Regions from separate parts of the Homo sapiens genome. Here all the other regions are linked to region 1. A link is a loop called in an ENCODE intact Hi-C map of the cell type or tissue named here. Cell type or tissue: gastrocnemius medialis. All regions are shown on one strand. Links, peaks and the distances in the headings refer to the core of each region. The heading gives the core; the rest is flanking DNA. Region 1 has its middle 95 kb from the start of NPNT. Region 2 holds the start of NPNT (nephronectin). Region 3 overlaps GSTCD (glutathione S-transferase C-terminal domain containing).

Evidence for each region. Hi-C counts contacts between places; a loop is a spot of excess contacts. Peaks named below come from ENCODE experiments on the same cell type or tissue, not always from the same donor. Only the 100,000 strongest peaks of a DNase experiment are listed, where the experiment ranks them.
Region 2: it touches region 1 in a loop (2.2-fold over the local background); 2 of 110 quality-filtered maps call a loop at or near these places.
Region 3: a loop joins it to region 1, with 4 times the contacts of the local background. A loop is called at or near these places in 2 of 110 quality-filtered maps.

The regions. Positions count from the first base shown.
Region 1 is chr4:105,986,272-105,994,776 of GRCh38, forward strand. No RefSeq gene overlaps it. Among named protein-coding and RNA genes, the nearest start is that of NPNT, 95 kb to the left of the region's middle. In gastrocnemius medialis, for the core only: no CTCF peak of the experiment used is centred there; a DNase peak (open chromatin) is centred at 4,880; H3K27ac peaks cover 2,684 bases.
Region 2 is chr4:105,890,476-105,898,980 of GRCh38, forward strand. It overlaps NPNT (nephronectin), which reads left to right and starts at 4,996. Exons shown (of 12, transcript NM_001033047.3): 1 at 4,996-5,248; 2 at 7,426-7,526. The coding sequence starts at 5,178. RefSeq lists silencers at 3,705-3,754, 4,679-5,248, 5,409-5,618, 5,857-6,151. In gastrocnemius medialis, for the core only: a CTCF peak has its summit at 5,233; no DNase peak of the experiment used is centred there; H3K4me3 peaks cover 2,173 bases; H3K27me3 peaks cover 398 bases.
Region 3 is chr4:105,761,755-105,770,259 of GRCh38, forward strand. The region is part of intron 5 of GSTCD (glutathione S-transferase C-terminal domain containing); the gene reads left to right. Among named protein-coding and RNA genes, the nearest start is that of GSTCD, 57 kb to the left of the region's middle. In gastrocnemius medialis, for the core only: no CTCF peak of the experiment used is centred there; a DNase peak (open chromatin) is centred at 4,467; H3K4me3 peaks cover 265 bases; H3K27ac peaks cover 322 bases.

The DNA of each region.
Region 1 (8,505 bases), core at 422-8,421:
GCCTAGGTTTTCTTCTAGGGTTTTTATGGTTTTAGGTCTAACATTTAAGTCTTTAATCCATCTTGAATTGATTTTTGTATAAAGTGTAAGGAAGGGATCTAGTTTCAGCTTTCTCCATATGGCTAGCCAGTTTTCCCAGCACCATTTATTAAATAGGGAATCCTTTCCCCATTGCTTGTTTTTCTCAGGTTTGTCAAAGATCAGATAGTTGTAGATATGAGGCGTTATTTCTGAGGGCTCTGTTCTGTTCCATTGATCTATATCTCTGTTTTGGTACCAGTACCATGCTGTTTTGGTTAATGTAGCTTTGTAGTATAGTTTGAAGTCAGGTAGTGTGATGCCTCCAGCTTTGTTCTTTTGGCTTAGGATTGACTTGGCGATGCGGGCTCTTTTTTGGTTCCATATGAACTTGAAAGTAGTTTTTTCCAATTCTGTGAAGAAAGTCATTGGTAGCTTGATGGGGATGGCATTGAATCTGTAAATTACCTTGGGCAGTATGGCCATTTTCATGATATTGATTCTTCCTACCCATGAGCATGGAATGTTCTTCCATTTGTTTGTATCCTCTTTTATTTCCTTGAGCAGTGGTTTGTAGTTCTCCTTGAAGAGGTCCTTCACATCCCTTGTAAGTTGGATTCCTAGGTATTTTATTCTCTTTGAAGCAATTGTGAATGGGAGTTCACTCATGATTTGGCTCTCTGTTTGTCTGTTGTTGGTGTATAAGAATGCTTGTGATTTTTGTACATTGATTTTGTATCCTGAGACTTTGCTGAAGTTGCTTATCAGCTTAAGGAGATTTTGGGCTGAGACAATGGGGTTTTCTAGATATACAATCATGTCGTCGAATGCAGCCAAGTTCTGTAATACATCTACTCTCAGGTTAGGAAAAAAATGTGACTATTTGTTCTCCCACAGAGGAGTGAGGGATTCAGGTCTCTTGGGCTTGTGTGTCTCTCTGTCATTGCCATGGGCTGCACTGTTCACAGCTGTTCTCAGTTGTATTGGATTGTTCCAAAGGACCTCCTGCTCTGGCAGCACACTAACCTGGAAAAGGCATGCTTGAGAAGCAGATACAAAATAGGGTAAAGAAATTTGCACCTTAAGCAGTTTTCTCTTCTCTGTTGAACTTCTTCACCCCCATCATTTTAGTTGCTGACAAATAATAAGAAAAAAACACAACCTTTGAAGTTCTGGAGTTTTTTAAATAATTTTTTTCTTTTTCTTTTTAGTTGAATATATTTGTACATATTTATGGGATACAGAATGGTATTTCAATATGTGTATACAATGTGTAATGATCAAATCAGGGTAATTAGCATAGCCATCACCTGAAACATTTATCGTTACTTTGTCTTGTGAGCATTCAAAAATTCTCTCTTCTAGCTTTTTGAGGCTATACAATAAATTATAGTTTACCCTCCAGTACTGCAGAACACCAGAGCTCACTTCTCCTACCCAGCTGCAATTTTGTATTAACCAAACTCTGCCCATCCTCCTCGCTCCGTACCCTTCCCAGCTTCTTTTTTTTTTTGAGATGGAGTCTCACTCTGTCAGCCAGGCTGGAGTGCAGTGGCATGATCTCAGCTCATTGCAACCTCTGCCTCCCAGGTTCAAGCGATTCTCTTGCCTCAGCTGCCTGAGTAGCTGGGATTACAGGTGTGCACCACCATGTCCGGCTAATTTTTTTGTATTTTTAGTAGAGACGGGGTTTCACCATGTTGGTCAGGCTGGTCTCGAACTCGTGACCTCATGATCTGCCCACCTCAGCCTCCCAAAGTGCTCAGCTTCTAATACCCACAATTCTACTCTCACTGTTCATGGCCTCAAATTTGTTTTTTAGCTCCCACATATGAGTGAGAACATGTGATATTTATCTTTCTGTCCCTGGGTTATTTCTGAGCCTCAGTTTTTAAGAAGTCTGTTCTTTATTTTAAGAAATGAGAAAGATGTAACTACTGTTTCTACATTTGCATTATGGCTAATTTTTAAAGGTATCTTTTTGGTCTAATAAGAAGTATGTGGGAAATGGACTTTTTCCAATATCACTTGATAGCTTGATGAGAACATATTGTAGAGACTCTATTGTTCTGGCCTTTAAGGAATAGAGAGTTCTGTATCTCCAAGGTATGCTTTTCTCCAAGCCCATGAAGGCCTTCTAAATGCCCAACGTTGCTACAGTCTATGTGGTGAATAGGTACTTGTTTGAGTTTGACATGGGCATTATTCTAACTGTAATTTTAGATATTTACACCATCATCTACTCATTTGATTCCTTCATGGATTTCCTTATAGATAGCCTCTGAGACCAGTGACTGAATACCCTATATTTGAAATCCACTATAGGAGATTGCTTACATTAGTTTTCTATTGCTACCTAACAATATTTCCACAAACAGCAGTTTAAAATAACACACATTTATTATCTCATGGTTTCTGTGAGTTAAGAGTCTGGGTGGGCATGGTGTCAGTAGATTCTCTGCTTCAGCATCTTCCAAGGCTGTAATCAAGGTATCAGCCAGGGCTGTGGCCTCATCCAAGACTCAACTGTGGAAGGATCCACATGCAAGTTCAGGCAGTTGTTGGCATAATTCAATTCCTTGCATCTGACTCATTTTCTTGCTGGCCGGAGGCTGCCCTCAACTCCTTGAAGTCTCCCACAGTTCCTTGCCACATCGGATTCCCCAACAGGACCACTTGTTTCCTCAGTGCCAGTAAAGAAAAGACCCCAGCAAGATGGGTTCTAAAATCATACATGGCATATGCATATAGTCATGTACATGTCATACAATGGTCCATTTAAATACATCTGATTTGTATATAAAAAAGTATCTTCTGTTCTGCCCTAAAATATTCTTAAATATGATCTGTGTTTGAAGTATCCGAATGGGAGTCAACAACTTAGAATCCTTCCTCTAACTCCTCTAAAATCATGAGAAACTTTCTCTGTATATGACGCATTTTCACAGGGCTATGAGAATCCTGGGAGGAATACTTTGCAAGATACTGTTTCCACTTTGATGTGCTCGCTTTTACCCTATATCCAAAAGCAAATGTCCCTCTATTCATATTTTTATGATATCACTGAGGAACTGGCTGCCGTAAATTTTCTCCTTAAATGAGTCACACTCCTATGCAAAGAATACCAAGTTATTTTTATTAAAATGTTAAGTCTCAAGGTATTTTTAAAAATAGCATTAATGGGGGGTTTGGTCAAGTGTGCACTGGTATTCTTAACAAGTCTGTATCTTGTCAAGTTGGTTCCAACTTGATTAATCCAAGAAGATTAGCCAGCTGTCCTAAACAAGTTCTTTTTTGCTCCAAAGTTTGTGTGGCCTTGTTAGGACACCCCTGGAAAGGCCTTTTAAGACTCACTGTTAAATACTGGCTTGATTCCCACCCTCCTGTTCTGCTATAGAAAACCTGTGATTTCCTCGGGCATGAAGGAAATCCTCCCATTAGAGGGAGTGGTTGGCAACTCCTGATATGAGGTCACTGGCTATTTTGTCCCAAGTGTAAGATTTCCCTTTGACCTGGCAATGCCACCTCTAAACTCCCAGCATTTTCAAAGGAGATGAAAAATGCCTTATTGAAAACTGGATTAATGTAGTTATTTGGTTAATTTAAAACCTGAACAAATCAAATAATGAAGATGCGATCTTAGTTTATATCCAATGAAACCCTTAACTGTTCCAATAAACAAGTATTAGTCATTTAAAAAAATTCTAGTCTCAACAAACCTCATAAAATGTATATTTCTGAGTGAGTAGTTGTGACTTAAGAATGCCAGCCATTCCCCTCTTTTACTCCTTCTATAACCTAAGTGTGTTTTGGTCAGAGTGCATAATGTTTAGTCATTTAAAAAAATGTCAACAAGATAATGGATACTTCAGTCTCTAACTTACCTTTCAATATATTTCCTATTTCTAATGTTTCCTTCTAACCTTACACCCCTGTTCCCTGCCTATTTTCTCTTCCTTGCCATTCTCATTTGCCCCTAGTCTTCCCATTGGTTGCTTGTTCTTACAACTCTTACATGTGTATAGAGATGAGAGTTCAGAATGGGGAAGGGTGGTGAGTGCTGTTTCCCCTTTCCCTGGATTCCCACCAGCTCATGATTTTCAGAACTTCTACCTTCCCTGAAGGATCAGGGAAGTTGCTGCATTCTCTCTCCTCTCTTGGGTGAGATGTCCAGGTATCAGGTCACACTCTTGGTCTATGAGTCCCAACTGAGTGAGGCTAATTGAGCCTTCCTTCTGGCTCTCTCAGCCCTATGCAGTCTCATGGTTTCCTCCATCTTGTAAACCCTCAGAAAAGACTTTGCCCCTGGAAGGGGGAGGGTGGTGAAGTTCTGTAATCATCCAGCTATTCTGGCTAAGAACGTCTCTTGGGTCAAGGGTGGGCTGGGAGCAAGCTTATTGAACAGGATGCCCCAGGGCCAAAGGAAATGATATGATGCCTTTACCCATCTTGGGTAAAGGTCCAGGCCTTTGCAATCTTGCTTTAGCAGTGATACAACTGGCATTTTGGTCTCTGACTGTGTCTTTTTCAGTTTATTCCTTATCCAGAGGAGAGATGGGTGCTATGAATTAATGTCCTTAAATGCTAATAACGAGCATCGAGCTGGCTCTCCTCTCCCTTTTCCCTCACAGGGAAGAAAACCTGAGGGAAGCAAGTGGGGGTTTTGTGGGCAGCAGAGCTTGTGAGCAACTTCATGGGGCCTGATCAGGAAGGCAGACAAAGAGCCGGATGTCCTGTGAAATGAGGGCACTTGGGATGTGGGCCACCAGGCCAAGTTTAGTTCTTCCTGCTTTCAGCCAAGCACAGGAGCTAGGCCAAAGCTCTGGTGGAGACTCTGGGCAGGACGCCAGGCCTGTGAAACCTGCTAAAACAGGCCTGGTGAGTATCCAGGGCACAGCATGAGAGAATCAAAAGGTGGACATCCCCAGTGAGTCAGGCTGACAGAAAAGGACAGCTGGTCATGATCCCTGAGGGAGCCAGAGCTGACTCAGCTTCAGTGCTGTGGTCTCCAGTGTATTTGAGGTAGGAGCAAAACCGTGTCCCTAACTTGTCATATACTCGAAATTAAGAGTCATGACTTTGACCAACTCAGACTTCAGTAAGGTGACCACTTTCTATATTGGAACTCAAAGATTCCATTAAAAAGACGGAAAAGGAACCTAGATGTCCAGTGGCCTGATGTAGAGAACTGATTATCTACACAGAATCTAAAACATCCTGCTCCACCCAAAGTGCGCATCAAAAAGAACTCCCCTCCAACCTCCTGTTAGCATTTGCCTCGGTTTTAGCTCAGCAAAGGTAATATTCTTGTGCAAGCAGAGAAGGAAAGGTGAGTCTATATCCTTTTGGTGACATTTCCTTTTGGTGATGGGAGCAAGCTTATTGAACAGAATGCCCCACACCCAAAGGAAATGATATATGTGTCTCACGACTTCTGTGAGGCCACTATAAGCTCCCAGAGCATCAGTAGAATAACTGGGCCCTGTTGCCATGACAGTGTCATCTCGAGCAGCGGCCGCACTCCTGCAGAACCTACAGTTTGAACTCTGTCTCTCTGGTCCAGTCCGTTCTTCTGTAGAACTGTGTTTGCCTCGGGGTGTATCGGGTAGAGTGAGGGAGAAGCAGCTGCAGGGGCTGACACTGCCCCTACTGGCACTGACTCTGCCTGATGGTACCTCATCCCCATCCTTCTTCATGTCCTCCTGGCTCATGGGCCCAAGAGGCCTCTCGTTATCTACTTTATCACAGGCTTTTCCCCACAACCCATTAACGGTCAGCTCTGCCAATTGCCAACTGTAACCTTGGGCAAATTAGTCAGCCTCTCTGACTCTGTTTCTTTTTCCTAAATAAGAAATGCAATACTTCCTCTCAGGGTTTATGTGCAGATCCATTTGAGGAGTGTAACATTTGTATAGCACTTAACATAGCACCTAGCCACAAGAGGCATTCAATAAATAGGAAGCCATTTTTCTTATTAGCAGTATTATTAAGATTAATAATAAATGGAATTATATTTGTAATAACAATAGTAATGTACCATTAATAATAGTAATAACTATTATTATTACTTGTGGCTCATTTAGGTTGGCTAATGTTCATATATTTGTAATACACACATATGTGTATGTATTCCAACACATACACTACAGTTTGACTCCAAACACCTAGCTCTTTGAATGTCTAGCACTTATGACACATAGCACACCTATATCATGTATAAAATATACCTGCTATTTTCAGAGCAACAGGATCAACATACAATGAAAATTCATTCCTACAGCTAGTTTGGAAATGAAAGAGCAGCGTTTGGGTTTTTATCCTCTGTTTTCATAGTGCGATCATTTGGGGAACAAACAAATGGGCATGTCCAGTCATCTCACCTAGATATACACAGATCAGCCCAGGAAAGAACTGGGGATTCTCTAGGATGAAGGAAGCCATGTATGTGGAAATGGCCTCATGAGGCACATTCTTGAATCCACTTCAAGAAAGAGGCCTAGGAAAAAGAAACTCACTGGTTAGTGGTTAAAAGACCATGACCGTTCACCTTTGAAGCAGGAGAATCTTAGAATACCTGTGAGTCAGAAGGCATGGGGAATTCAAACCCCATCTGGGACAACAGGACTCAGATTCCTAAAGAGCATAAACCTCTGGCATCCAAACTAAAATTATTAATTAACCAATAGGACAAGACACAGTTTTGGGAAAGAGTTTAGACATTTTTCATGTTCTTTGAATCTAGAAAATGTAATACAGAGACAAAGCCAATGAACCCAACACATGCCAAGAACCAGTGAAAATTAGAAAACCACAAAAGCACACAAATAACTGTTTATTGAGTGCTCCCTATGGGCCAAGCAGTTGGCACATTGTCTTATTTAAGTTTCACAACAATTTTATGGAGAAATATCATTTTGCTCATTCTATTGATGAGAAAACTAAGACCTGGAGAGTTTAAACAGCTTGGTCAGAGTCACTAAGGTACTAGTTAGTAAGCAGCAGGTGGGCTCGGAAGTTCACACTCTTCCCGATAACCCACATGCTGCTTTGCTGATTGTTATGTCAGCACCATTACTGCAAAAGGCAGCTGCGCCTACATACAGACAGCACCATTTTAAAGCACAGTAATCAGAATGGCTGGCGGACCGTGGGGTCACATGGACAGAACATTCAAATGCACTCCTTAGGATTGTCTCCTCTTAGAAATCCTGTGATTGGTTCCTTGAACCATGTTTTCCATGAGCATTTATGTCTTGTTGACCAGCAACCCATCAACCATATTTCAAAACAATACCTGGGCACCCTGACAAGCTGATACTTTTAAAGCAACAATACTAAATACTTTTCAGTTTAAATACATATTTAATTGACAGTACATTTACTATCAATTAATTTATTTACTTTTTAGGTTTAAAATATAGTTTTCTGAGCCCAAATTCCAAAATTCCAGTAACAAAGGTGGCTTCAACAAATAAAGCCACCACTTACGAATCCTATGTGCCAGGAATCAAGTGAAATACTTTTCATCAAACTTATTCCCACGACCACGCTGCAAGGTATTATTGTCCACACCTCTTCTATAGATGAGGAAATGAACTAATGCTCAGAGAGTTTGAATAACTTGTCCAAAGTCACATAGGGAGGATGTAACCAGAAATCAAACCCAAACTATGTATTCTACAAGACTGGCCACATTTCAGGGCTTTGTTTAGAATGTGTAGTTATCTTCATAGGTGAAGAGAAGACCCTCCTGCAATGGAAATAGATCCAGAGTCTGGGAGCATTTCTCCTGATAATTGAAAAATTTCCTAAGGAAAGGTTTTGCTTCACACAGGGGCTGATTCTTCTGACTTCCACACTCTTAGAGTGGAAAACGTGGTTATTAATGAAGCATGAAATGGTGAGATGATTATAAACAGATACTGTCAGTTTACTTCTGCCAGTCCTGGGTCACGTCCAACAAGCGTTATGTCCTCAGGATACAGCCCGTCCTCCCGGAAACAGCACAGCAACCAGTTCATAGGCACGGGGAGTGAGCAGGTTTGGGTTCATCTCCAAATTGTTACATTGTGCAAGTTTCAGTCAACTTTGTTCACCTCCCAATGTTTTTCAATGTCACAGGAATAATACCACCTCTCTTATATCCATCCACAGGGCAATTAATAACTGCTATTTAAAACATTCACTCACTTGTTTACATAGGAGCCAGCTGAAGTGTAGCAAGATGCACTAAGAATAAGGATTATTCTTCTTACGATTTTATAGAGGAGAAAGTTTGGGGCCAGAGAGGTTAAGTAAGTTGCCCAAGGTCACACAGTTAGTGACCTGTGAAACTGACTGACTCCAGAGCCCAGGTACGAACATGGCCTCTAGTGAATTCCTGCCATGGATTGGACTAGCTGCTGAGCCATTCAGCTTCCATTTCTAAGCTCTTCACCATGATTATACTGCTTCTCTCTCTGAGATGTTCTCTCTCTTTTTTTCTAA
Region 2 (8,505 bases), core at 242-8,241, 96 kb before region 1:
CCTAGGCTCTCCGAGTTGCAGAGTTGTGCAGCATACTGCCTATTTGACTTCTCCACTTGAATGTCTATAAGACATCTTACACTTCACTTGTCTGAAGTATAACTTCACATAATAGTCTGTGGTGGTGACTATTAGTTGCTCTCTAAATTCTGCTCTTCCTTCTTCCATAGTGATAGAAGGTTGAGTTAATGACTAGGCTATATTTTCCAGTCTCCCTTGCAATTGCATGTGACTATCTGATCTAGTTCTTTCCAGTGAAAGGGAACAGCATTAATAGGTGCTATTTCCTGGCTCTAGTCCTTACAAGAACAATTGTGCCTCCTCCATACTTCCTTTTCCTCCATCTCACTAGCTAGAATGGTAACTATTAGAGTGACTGTGAAGGTGAGAGAGTCACTGTCAGGCTGGGACCTGAAAGACCTCATGGAACAGAGCTGTCCACCAACCTGATACACTCTCTTCAGACTGTTACATGGTGAAGAAATAATTTCTATCTTTTGAAAGTCATTATATTTTGGGGCTCTTTGTTGTAGCATTTTAACCTTTCACCTTAACTGACATAGAAATTGGTACCAGAAAAGATGCTTTCTTAATTTAAAACCCTGCATTTTCTTAATGGTCAGGCAAATTTGCAATTAAAGATATAGGTAGGGGGGCAGAGCAAAGAGTTTTTTTGCTCTGTTTATGATGGGAAGTCATTGGAGGGATTATTCAGTTGGACTGTGGTTTTACAAGGCATAACTATAGCTGCTCTGTGTAGGCTAGAAAGCTGGTGATGCTTATGCTATTTCATAAAATTGTTATCTATAATAACTTGGAAGGCACATCACATATCCAAGTCAAAGGAATATAGTTGTAAAAATGAGAATGTTAGCGTACTTCACTGTTCTTTGTTGATTTAAGTAAGGTATCATAAGAAAGATGAACTCAGGCAAGAACTGGCTGCTTTGCAAGCAGAAATGGAAGGAAGTGAGAATGTCCAGAAATTAAGGGCCTCTCAGGGCTGAAGAAGACAGCTGTTTTTGTGACCCAAACATTAATAAAAATGCAGGGATCCAAGCCTTGTGGCAAGGATCAGAGTAAGGTATCGCCCTCCTAAGCAACACTATTATTTCAGCTAGCCTCAAGGTGGCCCTCCATTAAGATGAGAAAGTAAAGTATGGATACAAGGAAGCAAAGAAATAGAGCAGCCTTCAGAACTAGGACTAGAAAAGACTTTGCTGTTATTTCCACAAGCAACTGACTGGAAGCAATTAGATCAGAAGCCTATTACGGTTTTAAGGAAATCTAGTTGCCACAGAAACCATGAATCTGTTAGCTCCTTAAAGCAATACTCAAGCCTTCAAATTTTTATCAGCAGAAAAGGGGTTGTGAATGATATGCAGCCCCCTAGGAAGGCATTTTCTGTAACAGTCACTTCTGATATGGCTATGGAAAATTATGGACAAGGTAGTTCCTCTAAGAGAAGCAGAGTATCCCAAATGTCTAACCAAGGCACTTTCTGCACTGCCAGAACAGAGAGTCTCCATAATTCTTGCTCAGCTGTGAGTCAAAATTGCTGTGAACAAGAAGCTATGTGTATCTTTATCTTAATAGGAGCTTTTAAAAGCAGTCATCCTATGCCTGTGCCACTACTGTGTATGGGGTGTGGGAAGAGAGGGAGCAATATCTTGTTTAATGGTTTGTATGACACCAACTATGAGAAGTCATTTCAGAGCTTGATAGAGAAAACACACCGCTCTACTGTCTGCGTGGACATGGGCTGCATCCCACACCCTCACGTGGCTCTCTCCCTCACTTCATTCAGTCTCTGCTCAAATGTTACTTCCCCAAAGGTGACCAAAGCACTCCATCTACAATCACACCTCCATCATTTTCTACAACCGTAACCTCCCTTTATCCTCTCCTTACTCCTTTTTTCTCTACATAGTCCTTCTGTATTGCTCCCCCACTGGAATGTAAACCCTTTCAGGGCAGGACTTTGTCTTGTCCTTAGCTGAAATCCTAGCACCTAGCTAGAAATGGCCAATACATTATAGGTCCTTAATAAATATTTACTGAAAAGAAAAAAGACTATGAGCTTCTAAATTTGAAAGGTCTGAAGTTGTGTTTGTTTGATTCTGTTTTGCTATTTATCTGTATCACATTATGAATGGTCACAGAAAATTATTTGTGCACGAGAAAATTGAGATTACTACCTGCAAGGTGTCATTACCTGGTAAGAAGCCTATCAAAAGTTTGTCCTCCTGAAAAAGTAGTTATTGCTAAAAGCTAGCTGTTTTGATCTCATTCTTGCTCATTTGTTTTTAAGACTGAGATAATGAAATGTCACTCCCATGGCAACTCTGCCTCTTTTTCGGAATGATCATTGGTGGTCATAGTTGCAGCATAATAACCAGTTAGACCTTGGAAATCCTTTAGATTCTCCTTATTCCATGATTTAACAAAGACTGATATAATTAGCTACATTTTACTGAAGGGAGAAGCTAAAGTTCACAGGCAGAATTCAATTTAATCCAATCCATCTGTTTAATCTTTGCTGAACTTAAGCTTTGTGCCAGGCATTGTGCTGGGGATAAGGGATATAGTGACAAGACAGACACTGCCCTGGCCCTTCTATTGGTTAGACTAATGTCTCACGGGACCCAGAGTGGTAGGGAGGCAATGACAACACAATACATTAAGAGCTACCTTAGAGCATGCTAAGTGTAATAGAAGTATATAAAACACTAGTCTCAGCCAATCAAAAAGTCAGAAAAGGCTTCCTGGGGGACTGTCGGCTAAATTTAAACTCAAAGGGTAAGGGGAGATTGTCCAAATGAAGAAGGAAGAGGAATGAAGAGGAGGCTAAATTTAAATGAAGAAGGAGTGTTTTCTAGGCCAAAGCAAATATATGGAAAACAAAAGAAAGACGCATGTAGATGGGGCATTACACTTTTCCCTCCAGTTATTTATCCTGTTTTCATCCACCACTCTTCGTCTTTTCCTTAGATCTCCAGTTTTTTAGCCGTATATTACCCCCTTTCTCTCTAATCATCCATTGCACACAGTGAGGTTTATTTGTAAATCTAACCCAGGCACCAACTAACCAACCAACAAACAAAAACAGCTAAGGAGTAGCCACTGGAACCTGGAACCATGCCTACACTTACAAAAATTTGATTTTCTGCAGAAAAAATATTTTGACTCCTACATTTTTGGACTTCATTAGAAGGACCTGAAATGGATGACACCAAGCTGTTTGCCTAAAATAATGTCCCAAGCCTGAATTGGCATGGATCTTTCTTGAGATTAAAATAGAAACTTGTTTTGCTAACTGAAAACAACTTAGAAATCAAAGAGCCATTTAAGTTGAAACCATTATTTTTCCTTTCCTTGAAGAAAATTCCTGTTTTTACACACACTGAATGATCAGGATAGTGAATCACCCTACCACAGAACTTTCCATTAAAAATTTGAAGTTGTAGAAACCTCAAAAAGAAAATGAAGATGGGGGGAAAACGTTTGTAATGTAGCAAATGAATTGAATAAACATTTATGAGCACCTACTATGTGCCAGGCAGTGTTCTAGGTGATAAAGATACCTGCCTTTGTACAGCTTGCATTCTAGCGGAAAGAAAACATACAAACAAAAAATATGCAAGTTATATAGTAATATAAAAGATGAGTGGTATGGAGAAAAGACAAAGTAGGACAGGCCAAGGATCATCAGAAGGAGGGCAAGTTAGAGGTTTAAATAGGATGGTCATGACTGGCCTCTTCAAAGAGGTGTGACATTTGAGCAAAGACTGAAGGAAGTGAGGGCGTGTGCCATGTAGATATTTGCAGAGGGCAAGTTGCAGTTTTAAATAGGATGATCATGATTGGCCTCCTGGAAGAGGTGACATTTGAGCAAAGACTGAAGGAAGTGAGGGTGTGAGCCATGTAGATATTTGGGTCCAGATAGAGAAAACAGCCAGTTACTGGCCCCAAGGCAGGGGCATGCCTGGAACATGCAAGAAAGGCAAGGAGGCCATGGACTGGAGGAAGAGAAATGAGGACATTGAGAGGTACGGGAGATGACAGATGATCACTGCACAAGGCTGTCATTCGAGGTAAGGTTGGGAAGAGGGGTGACTTGATTGGGCTCATGTACATCTTAGGATAATCATGTTTTCATTTGAACACAGTCATTTAGTACAATACTTTTTACTCTGCAACAACTGAACAATGATTACTTAAAATGGTTTCTAAGTGATCCCCTCAAGATCAGGCACCACAACACTACTAGGCAGTAGCAGCCCTTCCTCTCTGGCAGGCACTCATCCCTAGAGGGGCAGTCCTGTCCTAATGTGCTCGGGAGTTGAGCTGATAGAGACAGAAACAGTCTGCTCATTTCTTCTTCAAAACCCGACTGGAGAGCCAAATATTTCTTTTGGTTAGTTACAAAATAAAAAATATGCCTTTGCCAACTCTGCGGGAAAAGCAAACTCCCAGAGTTTGCCTTCGCTAATTTGTCCAAGTCGTGCTGTGGTTTTAGTAAATGCAGACACTGCTCAGCTCCAGCCCCATAAACCTCTCTGCTCTAGGGCTTCTCCGCCCTCCGGTGAAAGCTACTGCTCGCCCCTGCAGTCACCACCTGTTCGGGCGGAACCTGCGGAGCGTGCACCTACGCCTCGGGCTCCTTTCCTCCTCCACTCCCCTTTCCTGCTGGGCACCCTGCTTTCCCTCTCCCAGAGAGGGTTTGCAACTTTTCTCCCAGGCTGGGGCTCGCCCTGCTTGGCTAACCCCCAAGAGCCACTGCCGTCCCGCAGCGCCCCTGCCCCCGAGTTGCCTGCCCCGCTGGGCCCCCGGGAGGAGCGGAGCGCGCTCACCCTTCGCCCGGGGCTGGGAGGGCGGCGAGTCGGGCGCACGCGCACCCCCTGCCCGCCCCTGGCGCCCCTCCCCGCGGGCGGTGCAGCTACCCCTGCAGCGCCTCCCCTAGCTAGAAGGGAGCGGGAGGGGGCTCCGGGCGCCGCGCAGCAGACCTGCTCCGGCCGCGCGCCTCGCCGCTGTCCTCCGGGAGCGGCAGCAGTAGCCCGGGCGGCGAGGGCTGGGGGTTCCTCGAGACTCTCAGAGGGGCGCCTCCCATCGGCGCCCACCACCCCAACCTGTTCCTCGCGCGCCACTGCGCTGCGCCCCAGGACCCGCTGCCCAACATGGATTTTCTCCTGGCGCTGGTGCTGGTATCCTCGCTCTACCTGCAGGCGGCCGCCGAGTTCGACGGGAGGTGAGCTGGGCCCCGGGGCGCCCTCTCCTCCTTCCCGCGCTAATTTCACACTCACTGTCTTGGGTCACTTTTCCCCGCGGGGTTTCGTGGTCAGAGAGGCGTCTCCTCCATCCAGAAGTTGGGCCACCGCACAGCGTGGCGCGAGGAGAGCGGTCCAGCGGCTCCGAGTGCCCGCCCGAGGCGGAGAGGGCGCGCCCTTGCGAGTCTGGGACCCCATCCGCGGCCCCCCGAGGGCGACTCGCCCCGGCTCGGGAATTAGGACTGAGGGAGAGGAGCCGCTGGAGCCTGGGATCTCGGCTCTGAGGGCGCGGTTTAGCCACCTACGCCGAGGTGACGCGCGAAACATCCCTTACCCGGGAAACTCCCGCGCCTGAACTAGACGGCTCTTCACTGGGGAAGCTTCCAGGCCCCCGGGGGGAGGCCCGGGCTCTGCTCAGGGCTCTCGGGGCCGCTCACACAGAGAGTGGGTGCGAGTCAGCGACTGGGCTACGGGGGAGATTTGTGGGCCTCTCCATTTGGTTTTCTTGAGGGAAGGAGACTCAAAATGAGGACCGGAGGGTGGGCGCTCCGTGAATGTGAGCATGAGTGTGTGGATGTGTGTGTGAGAGCGCACACACTGCGCCGCTCCTCAGACTCGGGCGAGCCTGACGGCGGCGTGCTGTGACAGGTTCCAACAACCTCGGGCCGCGTCTCCGCTGTCACTCAGCCGGTCCTCCCGCGCTCCGGGGCCGCTCCGGTGTGTGAGAGACACTGGGTCTGTCGGGAGGGTGTGCTCGGTCCCCCTCACCTCTGTGCAATTACAGACTAGGCTCGTCCCGGGTGCAGATGGCTGCTGCGAAAAGAGGTTTTACTCTGGCGCACACCGTCGCCCGGTCGCCTTCCTTCAGCGACCTCTGCCCCCACCCCTCCGTGTAGGTCCCTGCCTAGTCCTAAAGAAAGATGCCGCACCTGTTTTACCTTTAATCTTGGAACGAATCAATTCCACAATTGATTCGCTTTCTTGTACCCGGAGGCGAACGGAGGGGAACCAGTGGAGCGCCAAGAAAAAGCACAGCTGCTTGTTCACTACCTGGTCGGAGGAAATAGAAAGTTCGGGGTTATTTTGTACTTTGGGCCTGGGGGTAGAAAGGCAGGTAAAAGAAAAGGGGAATTGAAAAAGATAAGGAGACTTTAAGAAAACGTGATAGCAGCCAGAGTGTAGACCTTTTTATTTTATTTTTAAAAGCAATTCTGTGCTCACATTTGGGTATGTTATGCATTTCTTGCACACATATTTGCAACAAGAAACCCATCACAAGATATGCATATGATGTGAATGCATATAGCTTTTTGTAACTTTAAAAAGATGTCTAAAACAGCAAATTAAAATGTTGATACCCAGAGGAAAAAAGTCATTTAGGTGTGACTCTAAACAAGGAAACAATTTAGCAAATAATGTGTCAACGTGTAATCAGGTGGATAAATCTGTATCCTGAAATTACTTTCTTTAGGCATTATTTACATTAGAGAGGAAAATACTATGAATTGTTGATCTAAGCACGTTTCAAACCACAAGGATACTTGAGATATCAGCTACACTTTAAACTCTCCTTGGTTTTATTTAGACTTTTTTCTAGTACTTTTTTGTTTTTTTTGTTTCTGCCACAGTTATGTCTCAAAAAGAGCTCTGTTACACTTGATTTTTGAGAAACCTTTCTGCTCCTTCCCCCATCCACCTTTTATATGAGGCAGAAATTTTTTCTGCTTTGACATGTCTTACTTAATACTTTTCAGTTTATGGTGAATCAGTCAAACCTGGCTTTCACCCCAGTAACAGGTGTGGGTCTTTGAGGAATCTGTTTTATTTCAAGCTTCAGAAACTATCCTGTGAGTGGCAGCCTTGAGAATTGTTGGTGTTAGCTGGTGCTATTTCTACTTAAGAAAGCATCTTTCCCTCCCGTTTTTTCTCCTACCCTTGTGTGTTGGGGGATGGGGTATTTAACTGTCTGAAATTTGACATTAGATCATAGCAGAACTATTTCTGTGAAGGTGTTTTAACCTTAAATTTCTGCAGGCATAAAAGAGTTTGTAGAAAATTGTTGGGTGTGGTTGACATTTTTTCTGAAGTAATAATACAGAGGAAATTACCTTTCTTCTCAAAAGTGTCCTTATTTATTTTGAATCTTTTTTTTTGGTAGGTGGCCCAGGCAAATAGTGTCATCGATTGGCCTATGTCGTTATGGTGGGAGGATTGACTGCTGCTGGGGCTGGGCTCGCCAGTCTTGGGGACAGTGTCAGCGTGAGTATCAAGCCTGGGGACTTCAGTTCCCTGGGAGGTGTGGCTTTCCACCTTGTTCATGGCTTCACCCCACATATCAGAGGGTTCATTACTGAGCAAGGCTTGGCCTTGCAGGTCTGACTTGGGGATTTTCAGGTACAGTCCAGACTCCTTATTCTGCTTCTTTTCAGCTTTAGCCACCTGTATTACGGCCCAGCTTTGTCATTCACAGAGAGCCACCTTAAATGTTTCTTTTAGCATTTTTCCCCCCAAATCTGCATCTCCTTCCTGTTTTCTTACCAGGTTTATTTCTCTCTCTCTCTCTCTCTCTGTCTCTCTCTCTCTCTGTCTCTCTCTCTCTCTCTCTCTCTCTCTCTCTCTCTCTCTCTCTCTCTCTCTCGCTGACTCGCTTGCTCCAGGCTGGGAGATGGGGATAAGATAATGAGTCTAGACCGTATTTACACTGGGGATAAGATAATGAGTCTAGACCGTATTTACACAAAATAAACTCTGAACCTTAGAGTACTTATATAATCCTCACCATAGCTGTTGTGTAAAGTGGCCCATTTGTAAATCCTTTTTTGGACTGGGGTTGTATTGACAGTGTTTTAAATGGACCACCCAGTATAATGAAACAAAGCCACTGAAACAACATTATTTGTAAGTTCTATAAGTAACCAACCTCATGTAATAAGTACCAAATCAGAAAGCTGATTTTCACCTTTTCTGTGACCACAAATGGATATTTTAATGGTAAAATTTAGAGCTACATCAAAAGAGTTTGAGAAATTTAGGAAATTTGTCCCCAGCATTTTATCGCGATCTTAAAATTGTATCTCACTCCTACTGCAAAAAAATAGTCTTCAAATGATCAAGTACCTTTCCAGAGCACCCTTAGAGTGCTTGGGGCGGGGGTAGGGGGCACTTCTGGTAAGATGATGGGAACTAAGTTGGGTTCTACATTGGGATATATATTTTATTGCTAATGAGGAGGAGGCTT
Region 3 (8,505 bases), core at 286-8,285, 220 kb before region 1:
CAAAAAACAGAGAAAATTATCTGTAGTTGTCAAGGGCTCATTAACCTTTCTGTGCCTTAAATCGAAGCCACATTTTTGTGTCTGTGTAGCTTGTCATCCTCAATAAAATCTGCTTGAATTTGAAAATTCTATTTCTAGAGCTGCTTTTTATTTGCTCATTACTGACATCCCTCATTTACTCTTCTCAGGGAGGGACTGGATATTGGTGGGTCTCCCCACCTCAACTCTCCCGAAGGGAGAAAATTCCCTAGGTGTTTTGAGTGACACAGCAACACATTCTTTGGCTTTGTTGTCAAATTGGAAGTGTGTGAATCCTCAGTCCCTCAGGCCAGATTTCAAGTGTTTTCCCAAAGGAACTTCTCATATGGAAAATAGTCAGTCTTCCTTTGCATAATTTTTATACCTAATAAATGATTCAGATTGGGGCTGTCAGCCGTATGGTGGGCACCCTAACTGAAGGAGGCATATGAGTGGCAGATTATAATAATAGGTTATATATTTTGGTCATCAGCCTGAAATCCTAAATGAATATATTCTAACTCATTTAGTTTCTCCCCAAAGCTTTGTAAGGATATTCTTAGCATTTAATTATATCAAACAAAACTATAGTTTATTTGGAGTCAGTTATTTGTTCTGGGTTAATTAACACATCTGATTTAAAAGTGATAAACACTTAAAATAAATGGAAAATGATTCCTGGGTAGATAGGTCTAAGTGGATGCAGTTTTGTACCTGACCTGGTTCATGTGTCTGACCTATTACTACTTCAAGGAATGTAGTAGCAGGTGTTGATATTTTTCCAAACGGCAGATTGGTCATGTTTGGTGGGATATGCTTAGTGCAGTGTGAAATTGACATTTCAGAGCTCCAGGTTGCTATTTACAGTGACTGGTTTCTATTGATGAACTTTTTGCTTCTTTTATTTACAGACCCACATAAGCTTTTAAAAGTTGATTCTCAGTTTTAAATTGATTCATGCTTTTCTTTCAGATAAGGTAGTTTGAATTTCCCTGAATAGTTTTATTCTTGAGTATAATATCTTTTGGGGGATGGTGTTCATTTCACTCTTTCCTACATGTTTCTGAATAAAATAAATTTAGATTTTGAAAGGTCAGTTAGTCCAGCTGCTTTCAATTTGAAGAGACTTAATTCTCCCCAGACAAGCACAATGTATCTCACTTAAAAAATATATTTTAGAGATAAGTAGCTTAAGAATAACTGTACCTATTGAATACCTAGCATGATATCTCCCTCATTTACCTAATAAACAAGACACACATTAGGAACCAACATCAAAATGTTTTTGTACCATATGAAAGCTGTCACAGTTTCTCTTTTTATTGTAAATGGCTCATCAACTTGGAAATTTCACATAAGTAGATCAGAATTTAAGAGTGCAGAGGATATTAGTATCCTCCTAGAAATTTGTCTGTTATGAACCCCTTTATTATTTCATATTTCCACCATGAAAGATATCTCTATAAGGATGAAGCAAAGCAGAAATAAGTAAAAAGGCAAAGGAAATAACTATACTTAAGGATATGAGTTAAGCATTTTTCTTCTCAGCCTTTATATATGTCTGTCTTTAACATTTACAAAGTGTTTAGTGTGTGGAAAACATTATCTTAATATTGACTCCTAGAGCACACATTAACAACCCAATGATATATGAACTGCTGTCATCCCATTGCACAGGTAAAGAACTGAAGTATAGAGAAATTAGGTTATTTGCACAAGGTCCCACAACTAGTAAAACGCAGAGTTGATTTAAAAGCATAGCCTCTGGATCCAGACTGTCTTAACCACCATTTACACTATGCTGCCCTTATGTGTCCACAAGCAACAGTTTACATACCATTTTTTAATGTTTTACTATATCATGTATCTTATTTTAGTACCAAAGGAGTAATTATAAACATAACACAGTTATTCTGGTATTTTTAGAAATCTAAACTATTATGTCTGAGGTATACAGAGTTATGTTACATTAAAGTTTGGAATCAAATTTGTACTCTTTTGAGTTTTCTGAACACGTTTCTCTCATCAAACCATTCCAAGGTTTTTATATTGCTTTTACATTGAATCAAAAAATACATGTTTAGTAATAATTTGATTTTTCCCCAGAGGTAGTTGTAACCCATCAATTTGAAGGGTCACTTCTAAAGTCACCTTAGAATTATTATTGGTCACAAAAAAAAAAGTTTAGTTTCAGAATCATTGTTTGGATTTGTTTGTATTCTTTCTTATACATATTTCCTAACATTTCAGTAGTTAATCTTTTTCTTTAGCAGTGATAAAAATTAAAGAGGGGTGGCTATAATTAAAAAAATAGGACAGAAAGTCACATCAAAAGTTTAACAGTGTACCTCTAAATTACACGTATAATATCAACTGATCACCTAATAATGTATTTAGTTATATATATGCTTTATATTAGCAAAAAAGTGAACAAGTTTTATAGAAAAAATATTTATCAGAAATTAAATGATTTGTGATGTATTTTATGTTGTTATATATCCAACTCAGATATACTAAGAGTAGTCTTATATAAATGCTAATTTATACTACATCTCTCCAGTTGCCCATACTTATTTTAAACTCTGTAAGAATTTGTTCGTTTATGAGTGGCTGCAACAGATTTAGAGAAAGATGTGGGATAATTACTCCTCTCAGGCTGCCATAACAAAAGACCACAGACTGGGTGGTTTTAACAATAGAAATTAAGTTTTTCACATTTCTGGAAGCTAGAAGTCCATGATCAGGGTGCCAGCAGGGATGCTTTCTGGCGAGGCTTCTCTTGGCTTGCAGATGGCCACCATATTGCTGTGTCCTCACACAGCTTTTCCTCTGTGTGCACACACTCCTTATGTCTCTTTCTCTTATAAGGACACCAGTCCTGTCAAATTAAGGCCCCACACTTATGACCTCATGTAACCCTAATTACCTCCGTAAAGGTCCTGTCTTCAAATATAGTCATGTTGGAGGTTAGGCTTTTAACATAATTTTTGGGGGACACATTCAGTTCCTAACAATTAGCATCAGTGATTGTGGGTAATCTGCCAGGTTCTGCTGATCATATTCTTTTATTTTTTATGTTCAACAAACTAGCATTGTGCAACAAATAAAGACATTTTTCTTTAACTTACCTCACTTAGAGAAAACTTCGAGGTGTTTTGTATTCACTTTATATCTTTAAGTTTAGGCAAAGTACTAGTATGATGGCTTTCAAAATTTTTTTTACCTTGATCTGCATATAGATATAGATTTTTCATTACAACTCAATTCACATGCACCCACAATCACACATGCACATGTACTGTATAACAGAAAAAAGAGTTTATATTATGAATCTTACCCTCTTAAAAGCATTGCACCTTGGTATTTTTCTCATATTCTGTTCTCATTTATTTTTAAATTTAATAAATTTAATCCCATTAATTTAATTAATAATAGTCATGACCCACTAAATTGACTCATGAGTTAACACCAAAAATTTGAAAAACTGCTTGCTAGGTAAAACTCATTTGATCAGTATTGTCTCAAGGTAGCAATGTTGCTGTATGTGCATTCCTAATAACTCCCCTAGAATTTAACATTTAAACATATTTTTAGCACAGAGTTTTGCTGTTTGTTGTTGACCACTCTCAAGCACTCAATGACTGGAAGAAAACTCTCTAGAAAGTGTAACCCTTCATTTAGAGGTGCACCAGTTTCTTTCAAATCTTGAAACAGCGCAACTAAGAGATCTAGGAGATTGCTACATTGTTGAGGTTGGGCTCCTTGAAAGCCAATTTCCCATGAAAATCAGGTGCATATGCACAGTGATATAAGCTATTCAACAAGTATCTGAATGTATTTGTCATCAATGATCTTTGTCCCTGATATGGCCTGGCTCTGTGTCCCCACCCAAATCTCATCTTGAATTGTAATCCAAACTGTAATCCCCACATGTTGCGGGAGGGACCTTGTGGGAGGTGATTAGATCATGGGGCTGGTTCCCCCATGCTGTTCTCATGATAGTGAATGAGTTCTCATGAGATCTGATGGTTTTATAAGGGGCTTTCCCTGCTTCACTCTGCACTTGTCTCTCCTGCCACCATGTGAAGAAAGACGTGTTTGCTTCCCCTTCCGCCAGGATTGTAAGTTTCCTGAGGCCTCCCCAGCCATGCGGAACTGTGAGTCAATTAAACCTCTTTACTTTATAAATTACCCAGCCTTGGACAGTTCTTTGTAGCAGCGTGAGAACAGATTAATACAGTCCCTTTTACATTAATTGGAGATACTCTAGCATTCAGGGTCCTTTCAGAAAATAGGAACCATTCTAAATACTTCAAACAGGGATAATTTAATACGGGATATTAAATGATATAGGTGATGAAAGCTCTAGAAGCCAAACCAGGAATGGTGACTCATCCCAGAGAATGGTAACAGCAGGAAGCTGCTGGCTGGAGGCAGTGTTACTGAAACCCAGGAGCTGAGGTCATGTGGCAAAAGCTGGAACCACAGAGAGGACTGTCTAGATAAGCTTTAGTCACAAATGAGATGGAGCTGCTGCTGGAGACACTATGGGAAACAAAGAGAAGAGAGAAGAAAGAATGTGACTTCTCCCTTGCTCCTACCTTCCATCCTTTTACTAATAGCCTTCATTGGTCAAAACTACTGGAAGCCCAGAGACCAGGGGAAACAGAAAAATGTAGTTCCCCGCTATATAGAATAGAACCAGGGAGAGGCAGGGATTGGATCTAAGACCAACTAATCTAAGCAAATGATTGGCATAGATACTTAGAGTCATCTGGTTTTTTTTCTTATTTAATTAATTCTATTTTTGTCATAATACCCACGTAAAAATTCACCCTTGTAAATTACACTCATGTTCATAGATCATAGGATATGAGTTTTAGGCTTTTAGAATATGCCTTTCTCTCTCATGTTTTCATTGAATATATGTGCCTTAATTTATCTGTTTCCTTCTAATGGAACATTGAGGTTGCATTTGACATTTTGCTGTTATAAATTACTCTGACGTTGACTATATTCATGGAAAGATAGTTTCTCCTATACTGTTTTATTATTTTAAAAGTTATACTCAGAAGATGGATTAGTGTCCCAAAAGCATGAATAGGTTTTTGACTCTTTTTTTTTTTTTTTTTTTTTTTTTACCAGATTGCTTTTCTATAGCATTTTTCCAGTGTTCCAGTATATAAGTATGATAAGTTAGAAGAAAAGCTTTGGACAATTGAATTGCCAGAGTTTAACTGAGCAAAGAATGATTCATGAATTGAGTCGCCCCCAGAACAGAATATGTTGAGAGTGATTCCTGGCTGTCACATGGTCAGTTAAGCTTATGGATGGACAGAAAAAAGAAGGTGATGTGCAGAAAATGGAAGTGAGGAACAGAAACAGCTAGATTGGTTACAGCTGGGTGTTTGCTTTATTTGAATAGGGTTTGAACAGTTGACCGCATGTGATTGGCTGAAACTCGGATGCAATGATTGGCTGAGACTTGGCTACTTGTTATAAGAGTAAGTTACAGTCTATTTATACATCCAGTTAGGTTACAGTTCACTATGTATGGAGAAACCTTTAGGTCAAACATAAAATATGTAAGGAGTAAACTTAAGGTTAAACTTAATTTAAACAACCAATTTTACTGACTTTTATCTACATTAGAATCGTTTCATTAAAAAAATCTTGTTGCTTCATTTAGTTGGTGAGTTATGGTAACTGGTTTTCAATGGTTTTATTAGGTTTTATTAGGTTTTATTAGGATATTGAGTATATTTTTCACAAATTTATTGACAAGTGGCACATTTTCTTTTGTAAATAGCTTATTTACATTTTTGCATATTCTTCTAACAAGTTTGCTAAGACTGTGGATCTAAGAAGACAGAAAACCGTTTAACATGGACTCTCATATTGAAAAAAACAAAAACTATAAGCCTGTGTCTCTCCTTCAGCCCTGTAGCCTGGGTGGTGGACTAGAATGAACTATATTGAAAGATCCCTGAAGTCCATTTCCTAAACCAGCCTGACTGGTTCCCTTACAATTCACAATAATAGCTTCTTTTGTCTTTTTCTTCTCTGTGCCCTTAGAACTGGGGTTTGGGGTTAGGGAGGGTCAGTCTTTCAAAAAACAAGCACTTAATTTCTCGAAGTGTCATCTTGAGAAAATGATGTGTTTTTTTTCATGAAAGAATTCTAGTTTTTTGCCTTTTTCTTTTAACTTAAAAACATTTTGTTCCACAAATAAAAATATTTTGAGAAGAAATAGTGTAAAAAAAAAATTTTTTTTTTTTTTTGAGACGGAGTCTCTCCCTGTCTCCCAGGGTGGAGTGCAGTGGCGCGATCTCGGCTCACTGCAAGCTCCACCTGCCGGGTTCCCGCCATTCTCCTGCTCAGAGTAGCTGGGACTACAGGCGCCCACCACCACGCCCGGCTAATTTTTTTTGTATTTTTTAGTAGAGACGGGGTTTCACCATGTTGGCCAGGATGGTCTCGATCTCCTGACCTCGTGATCCGCCCGCCTCAGCCTCCCAAAGTGCTAGGCTTACAGGCGTAAGTCATCGCGCCCGGCCAATAATTTTTATATTCTTAAATCTGTGCCTATGTGTTTTTATACATAGTATGAATTACTGCTTTGTTGTTTTGAAAATTAGTTCTTAGCAGTCTATAGGTTTAAAAATTTTCCTTTAGAATTTGAAAGGACCTTAGAGATAATCAGGCCTATTGTTTTATTTTCTTACATATTCACTAACACAGGAGACTATCTTAGTTTTGTAAGAAAAATAAAACATCTTTTATATATTTGAGGTTTGCAACAATAAAAAGCTTAATTTAGCTCCTTTAAATGCTTTAATTTCCTTCCTTTGAAATCATTAGACTGCATACTTTAAGTTAAACTCACAATAATTATTTAATTAGCATTCAATATATATAATATAGTTGGGTAAAATATGCTGATTTTTACTTAAATGTTAACGTGGTTAATTTAAGATTTATTTCCTACTTCTAGCTGTCATAAGGTGTTATTTATGATTTATTCTTCCCTTGGGAAAATTATTCAGGATTTATATTATTCTCATATAATCTATTCTATAAAACAAGTATGGAACAAAAAATAAAAGTATGATTTTTATAGGATAGATTATGTGAAAATAATATAAGAATAAGAGATATAAGCTATTCAACAAGTGACATAAGCTATTCACTATTTTATAGAATATAGAATATATTATTCTCATATAAACCATTCAATAAAACAAGTATAGAACAAAGAATCAAAGTATGAAACTACATTTATTTTCTAAAATGTTTTAATTTAAATGAGAAAATTATTTTACATTTAGTAAAAACATACAAAAATTTATACTGACTAATAATCCACTTACAAATTTCATTAAATAATATTTTATTTTCAATCATTTCTATTTAATTAGAGAAAATAAGAAGTTATTTTTAAAAATATACTATACACGCGCGCACACACACACACACACACACACACACACACACACACACACCACTTTTCCTTTCCTGCCAAGAGGATAAAGCCATCATAAGGCTAGGTCTGCAGAGGGGCAGTCTTCATGAACCAGTGACAGTTTGCTGATAAAGGAAGCAGCTAGTAAACCATGGATAAAATTAACCTACCCATGGTAACCACATTTTATGGATCTACAGCTGGAAGATGTGGTTTATGATCAACTGAAGCTTCATCTTTTACTATTTCCCTGTCCTCCCCAGGTTTTTATTCCAAGTTTCTATTTTTAGATTATTGAATGTCTCATGATTTCCTTCCTCTGCACCTTTGCAATTGCTGTTTTCTCTTCCTAGAATCTCCAGAATTTGTATCAATTTTGCAAGCAAAATTTGTAATAATAGCTTTCCTGGCTGGTATAGTTTATAATAGATTATTTAATTTGTTTATTTGTTTTTTGGTATTCCACATTTTTTACCCCTGATTTTTTGTGTATATGTTACCTTTACAATCAGAATACAGATTTTATTTTATTTATTTTTGAGACAAGGCCTCACTCTGTCACCCAGGCTGGAATGCAATGGCACATTTATAGCTCACTGCAGCCTCAATCTCCTGGGCTGAAGTGATCCTCTCACCTCAGCCTCCTGAGTAGGTGGGACTACAGGCCCACCACCATGCCTGCCTAATTTTTAAAAAAATTTTGAATAGAGATACAATATTGTTACGTTTTGCAGGCTGGTCTCCCAATTCCTGAGTTTAAGCAATCCTCCCACCTCAGCCTCCCAAAATGCTAGGATTACAGGTGTGAACCACCACACCCGGCCCAGATTTTATTTGTTTGCTTATACACATCATCTATATCCTAACATGATTTGACAGATTGGCAGAAGAAAAAGCTTGCTTTGAAAGTCCGTTTTGACTTAACCACATAGCGGCAAACTGAATTAAATATGAAACTCAGATCTTAAAAGTTCAGCACGTTTATAGCTGCTCATTCTGTTTTATTTCTTATGTTTTTCTTTTAC